Regions from separate parts of the Homo sapiens genome. Here region 2 is linked to region 1. Evidence: chromatin contacts called from ENCODE Hi-C data. All regions are on one chromosome and are shown on one strand. Each heading gives the region's core, a stretch centred on a gene start or an enhancer-like site at or near the end of the contact. The rest is flanking DNA. Distances are from core to core; before and after follow the strand shown. Region 1 has its middle 180 kb from the start of MIR3201. Region 2 holds the start of TAFA5 (TAFA chemokine like family member 5).

What was found. A loop is a pair of places that touch in the nucleus more often than their neighbours do. Pooled maps may share reads with other maps.
Region 2: a loop to region 1 is called in a map with no recorded cell type, with 2.7 times the contacts of the local background. The contact joins the promoter of TAFA5 here to the enhancer-like site in region 1. A Hi-C loop is called at or near these places in 2 of 168 maps with a recorded cell type or tissue (OCI-LY7 and Ramos), 4 of 37 single-sample maps with no recorded cell type and 3 of 50 pooled maps.

Annotation. Positions count from the first base shown.
Region 1 is chr22:48,088,810-48,091,590 of GRCh38, forward strand. No RefSeq gene overlaps it. Among named protein-coding and RNA genes, the nearest start is that of MIR3201, 180 kb to the right of the region's middle. RefSeq lists enhancers at 1,445-1,524, 1,555-1,804. Within about 2 kb of position 1,450, at least 6 of the 41 ENCODE cell types and tissues checked have a DNase peak (open chromatin) inside an H3K27ac peak, as active enhancers do; they include OCI-LY7, where a contact is called at or near this core.
Region 2 is chr22:48,488,202-48,490,982 of GRCh38, forward strand. TAFA5 (TAFA chemokine like family member 5) reads left to right here and starts at 1,352. Exons shown (of 4, transcript NM_001082967.3): 1 at 1,352-1,503. The coding sequence starts at 1,392.

The DNA.
Region 1 (2,781 bases), core at 200-2,699:
GGGGGGGTTTTGTCCCATTTTTATCCCTTGTGTCAAATTTTTATTGACAAATAAAAATTATGTATATTCAAGGAGTCGAAGTAAGTATTTCAAGGAGTGATTGGCACACTGAACAGGCTCACTGTAGCACTGCTCACAAGGGCCAAGATCCAGAAACAATCTCCATGTGTGTCTATGGAAGACTGCGTACTGTAATGTGATGTATACCCAATGGAACATTATTCAGCCATAAAGAAGGAAGTCCTGCTATTTACAACAACATGGACGGACCTGGAGGCCGTTATGCCAAGTGAAATGAGCCAGGCCCAGAGAGACAAGTCTGGCATGGTCTCCTTCCAGGCCTCATCTCCTTCCAGGCCTTGTCTCCTCAAGGGCGGCATGGCTGGGGCCCAACTTGCCCTGCTCTGTCTCTTTCCTCCCTGCAGGAGCCACCCTGGGTCTCCGCCAGATGTCTGAGGAGCTGTCATCTGGCTGTGGGACTCCGGCTCTTACCACCAGACTGCTGTCCCCAGCATCTGGGCCTGGGAGACAATCCCTTTCCCTCCCACTCCTAGGATTGCTGGAAATTGCTTAACTCCCACCTGCAGGGGGAATGGGGGCCCAGAGACAGGCACAGCAGGCCTGGCAGAGGGCCTGGGGAAAGGCATCCTGGAGCAGCCAGGCTGACGTGGGTTTTGAGGGCTGCATGGAGCCAGCAACTAAGGATGAGGGGCTGGTGCCGCAGTCAGAGAGAAGAGTGTGCATGGATGGGGGAACCGGGTGCAGAGGCAGGGAGGAGGGATGGGAGGGCAGCAGGGGTGGGAGGCAGGCGGGGTGGGGAGAGTGTGCACACCTAGAGGCTCACTGAGCAGGTGGTGCCCCCCGCATATCCTGAGAGCATCTGAGCCCCACAAATTCTGCCCTCCCAGCGTCTCCGTCCCAGGGAGTGGAATCTCTTGCCAAGAGGCCAGCTTTCTGGGCCTGGACTCCTCGTTAGACACCCAGCAGGTCTCCCACCCTCCTTCCTGTCCCAGGAACTGTCCTCTGTTACTAATCTGTCCCATCACAAGCCTCCAAGATGGCCAGCAAGGCTGAGGTCACCTGACTGCAAGGCTGACTCTCGTGGCCTCTTGCCCTAAGCTCACCGTGGCTGCTACATGGCTGTGTCCAGGAATGCCAAGGCCACTACACAGCTGTGTCCGGGACCCTTTCAGGGTCAGAGTTGGAACCTGCTTTCTGCAGGGTCCTGAGCACGGTCCCCTCTTGAAGGGAAGCTGAGCATGCTGGGCTTGCGGCTCTCAGCGGGAGGACGGGGCCAGGCTGAGGACAGCCAGGAGAGCCTGGGCTGCCGCCTCCTTCCTAAGCCCCTAAATCATCTCCGAAGACACATAATTAAACCACAAATCAGATAATCTAAGGGCTCGGGTTTGTTTTGTTTTGTTTTATCACATGTCAGAAGCTGGAACAGCAAGCCGTTCGTCCTCCCACTCCCACAGGGCCAGGATGACTCAGTCCTTCCCCGGCCGGTGGTGCCAGCAGCAGGACGCCAGCCAGAGCCCGTTCCGGGTCACACCCCAGGCCCAGGGCAAGGCACGGCACCTCTCCTGCCTCAGTTTCCTCTTTTGTAAAAGAAGAATGAGAATGGCCTCCCCCTTGGGGCTGCTAAGCACAGACACGGTAAATGCTCAGTGCCTGTGAGCACTGGGATTTTTCTCTGCACCCACGCAGCAGCAGGCTTCTGTTTGTCCACTTGTATGCTTATGGAGACCTAGAATGGGGCTGCAGCTTCACTGCTAAGACCCAGGCCTAGTCTTTTTATCTCTCTGGGCTCAGTCCTTTCACTGGTAGACTGTGGACCCGATCTTCCCCAGGGTCTCTGTTCCATGCCTCCTTGGGCAGGCTATAAGAAAGCGAAAGTCAGCTAAGCCAGGAGACTCGCACAGGACGCAGGGAGAAGGGGCTGGGGTGTGCCTCCCACTGCTCCCAAAGGGCAGAAAGAGGCAGCATAAAGTGGACAAGGGCCTTTGGGTTGTATGGAATACATGGACTTGATCCCAGCTGGTGGGGATGAGAGAGAAAGCAGGTTTGCCCTCTAGGAAAGGAAAATAAATCTTGGCCCCTCCCCGCCCCACCAAAATCACTAAGCTAAAGGGAAAAGTCAAGCTGGGAACTGCTCAGGGCAAACCTGCCTCCCACTCTATTTAAAGCCCCCCACCCTGCTCACTGAGATGAATGCACATCTTATTGCCTCATTTGCAGAGGCTGATCAGAAACTCAAAAGAATGCAACCATTCGTCTCTTGTCTACCTGTGACCTGGAAGCCCCCTCCCCACTTCCATTTGTCCCGCTTTCGCCTCGAGTTGTCCTGCCTTTCCAAGCTGAACTAATGTTCATCTTGCATATGCTGATCAATGTCTCATTTCTCCCTGAAATGTATAAAACCAAACTGTGCCCTGGCCACCTTGGGCACATGTCATCAGGGCCTCCTGAGGCTGTGTCATGGGCGCGTCCTCAACCTTGGCAAAATAAACTTTCTAAATTAACTGAGACCTGTCTCAGATATTCGGGATTCACAGGTCCCTGATCACAGCAGTGAAGTTACATTGCCACCTTCTCAAGTGTGACACAGCACATCCTGCAAAACCAAAAGGCCCCCCTCCCTCCCCATGCACCTGCCTGCACCCTCCTGGTTTTCTGCCTCAGTCCCAGCCCCGTCCTGAGATCTCACGAGGCCTGTTTCTCCAGCTGCTCCCACTGTTCTGCGTTGGAGGTTTCCTTCCTGGGGGATTGACTGGGCCTGCC
Region 2 (2,781 bases), core at 102-2,601, 400 kb after region 1:
GATGATGCTTCTTCTCCCTGGTTGCTCAATCTGACTTGCAGGCCCTCTACTGGCTCCTCAGAAAAGGGTCTCCAGCGCCAAAAGAATCTCCTGGGGTGCTCAAGCCCCCAGCCCTATGCAGGATGGAGAATATCTTGTGAGTTCCAGAGGAGGGGTTCTATTAGTCGTGTGCACGAACCTGCAGGAAGGCAGAGCTTGGGGTGGTGCTGTGGCAGCTACCGGCAGGGGCCAGAGCCTCTCCAGGCAGCAGGGCCATCTGGACATCCTGGACTGGGGAGCGTATCTCCTGGGCTGTAGAGGGAGGTGCAGAGGGGACATGACTAGGAGGGTTGGAGATGGGGAAAGTGTCCTTGTGTCCTTACAAGGCTCATTTTCCCCCCATCCTTTGCTTGTTATAGGAGTGAACCTGTCTTGCAGATGATCGTTGACTATGCAGGTAAAATAGATTGCGATCATTGTCATCCTGCTCAGAAAACCCACCTGGATAGGACCAGTCCTGGGACTGGGAGCCCGGAGACGCCACTGAGAGCCGGTCCTGCAGGGACTCCAGGGAGATGAACCAGGAGATGGCTCAGCAAGGACCAGGCAGTGGCAGAGGTGCCCGAGTAGAGTGATCGTGGGGCAGAGGACTGAGGGAAAGTGCGTGCCTGTGCCTGGCAGTGCCGCCCCAGGTGGAGGAGGAGCCCTCAGGGTGGTGGGCTTCCGATGAAGGGTGACTCTGCTGGGGTCTGAGGCTGTGCTCCCAGTGGACTCAGGGACCCCACTGCACAAGCCCGATTTTGGGTAACAGGGCACACCTAGGGAACAGGCCCAGAGCACCCTCTCCTTGGAATAAACTCCGGATCCAAGTCCCAGAACCCACCTTAGGAGGCGTCTGCCGCCCCCGCCCCCTCCCCAGCCTTCCAGGCCCTGGCTGCGGTGGATGGGGGCGCGGAAGGCCCAAGTGCGCGAACTTCACCTGGCCCGGCCGTCCTCCCCGTGGGGGGCCCAGGCTGCGGGCGCGTCAGGCCGTCTCTGTCGCCATCCGGAGGAGCGGCTTGGGCGCCGCGTCCCCTCTGCCAGGCCCGGGTCGGCGGGCGGCTGGAGCCCCCAGCGGTGGCGGGCGCGCGCCTCTCTCGCGGATGCCGGGGCGCGCGTAGCCGGGGCGCGCAGTGACGCCCAGAGCGGGGCCGGCGTCCCCCTGGCGGGCCGGCGCGGGGTCGGCGGGCGCGGGCGCGAGCGCGGGCGGCGCGGGCGCGGCGCGGGGCGCGGTGGGCCGGGGCCCGGGCGCGGCGGCGGCGGCGGCGGAGGATGGCGCGCGCGGGGCCCGCACGTGGAGGCCGGCGCGGGGGCGCGGGCAGGGCCGGCTGCTGAGACGCGCTGCTGCCCCCCGCGCGGGCGCCGCGGCTTCAATGGCGCCATCGCCCAGGACCGGCAGCCGGCAAGATGCGACCGCCCTGCCCAGCATGTCCTCAACTTTCTGGGCGTTCATGATCCTGGCCAGCCTGCTCATCGCCTACTGCAGTGAGTACCGCGCGGCCCCGGCCCCGGCACGGCCCTCTGGGCCCCGGACCCCCTCCTCCGGCCCCGGCAGGCGCCCCGCGGGCCTCCCGGAGTCGGCGCGGAGTTACGAGCGCCGGGCGCATGGTCCCCCGAGTCCCGGCCGGTCCAACGCTGCGCTGGGCGGGCGAGAGGGTCCACCCGGGTTCCGGGCGCTCGAGCACTTCGGGGTCGGACGCCCCGGCCCGAGCCTCCCTTCCCTGACTCCCCGGCAGGGCCCGGGCTCCAGGCCCCGGGTGGCGCGGCCCGTCCCTGCCCGGCGGTCGGAGCCCAGCCAGCGGCTTCCCGGCCGAGATGCGCGCTCAGGAGGCAGCCGCAGGTCGCGGAGGGCGGGCGGCGCTGCCGGGGTGTCTGCGGAGCGCCCTCCCCGTGCCTCAGCCCGGGACAAGGGGGGAGGCGGCGGCCGAGCCCGGAGAGGAGCTCTTCAGGCAGGAGCCCAGCCTGGGCTCGGAGGAGCAGCTGGAGCTTCCGCTTTCCCGGGAAACGGGCTCGTCAGGCGCCTTCTGGAAAGAGAAGCGAAGTGAGGGATGGGATGCCCGGAGGGGGCTCGCCGCGGCCGCGGACGTTTCTCGGGTCGTGTCTGGGGCCCGAGCTGGTGACCGGCGGGACTGGCGCGGGCGCGGGCTGGGGTGGTGCGGGCCAGTGGGCGCCCGGGCGTGAGCTGAGGGCTGGGGTAGGGGGTGACCGCCGCGGGCTCCCTGTTGCCTGGAGTGAAGGGTGGGGGGTGGCCTGTGCCCCTGCCGAGGCTCCAGGCGGGTGGAATGAGGGGTGGTTGGAGTCCCGGGTGCAGACTCCAGCCTCGGCGCTGGGGAGGGTGCTCAGCATCCCGGGGCACGTTCGCGGCTGGTGGGGTAAGTGGGGGCCGCTCAGCGTCCCGGGCACAGGCTCTGGCCCCAGATGGCGCGGGCTGGTCGGCTTCAGCTCCGGGAGCTCCGGGCTTCTTGTCTTCAGCGGGAGAATAGGACGGGTGCTGGGGAGCACCTGTCATGGAGAATTGCCATGGGCGCGGGAGGTGATGGAAAAATATGGATTCTTTACAAAAAAAAAAAAAAAAGGCCAGCACCGAACCTCCCTCCACAGACACCACCTCCTCCAGAGCCCCGGGCCTCCAAGCTCCCAGTCCGATCTGATCCTTCCGCTGTCGCCAAAATGAGAGCACAGTGGCCCAGGGAGACCCGGGCAGCCGCGGGATCGGCCTCCGGAGTCCTGGGACAGCCCAGCTCGCCAGGATCGCAAGGGAAA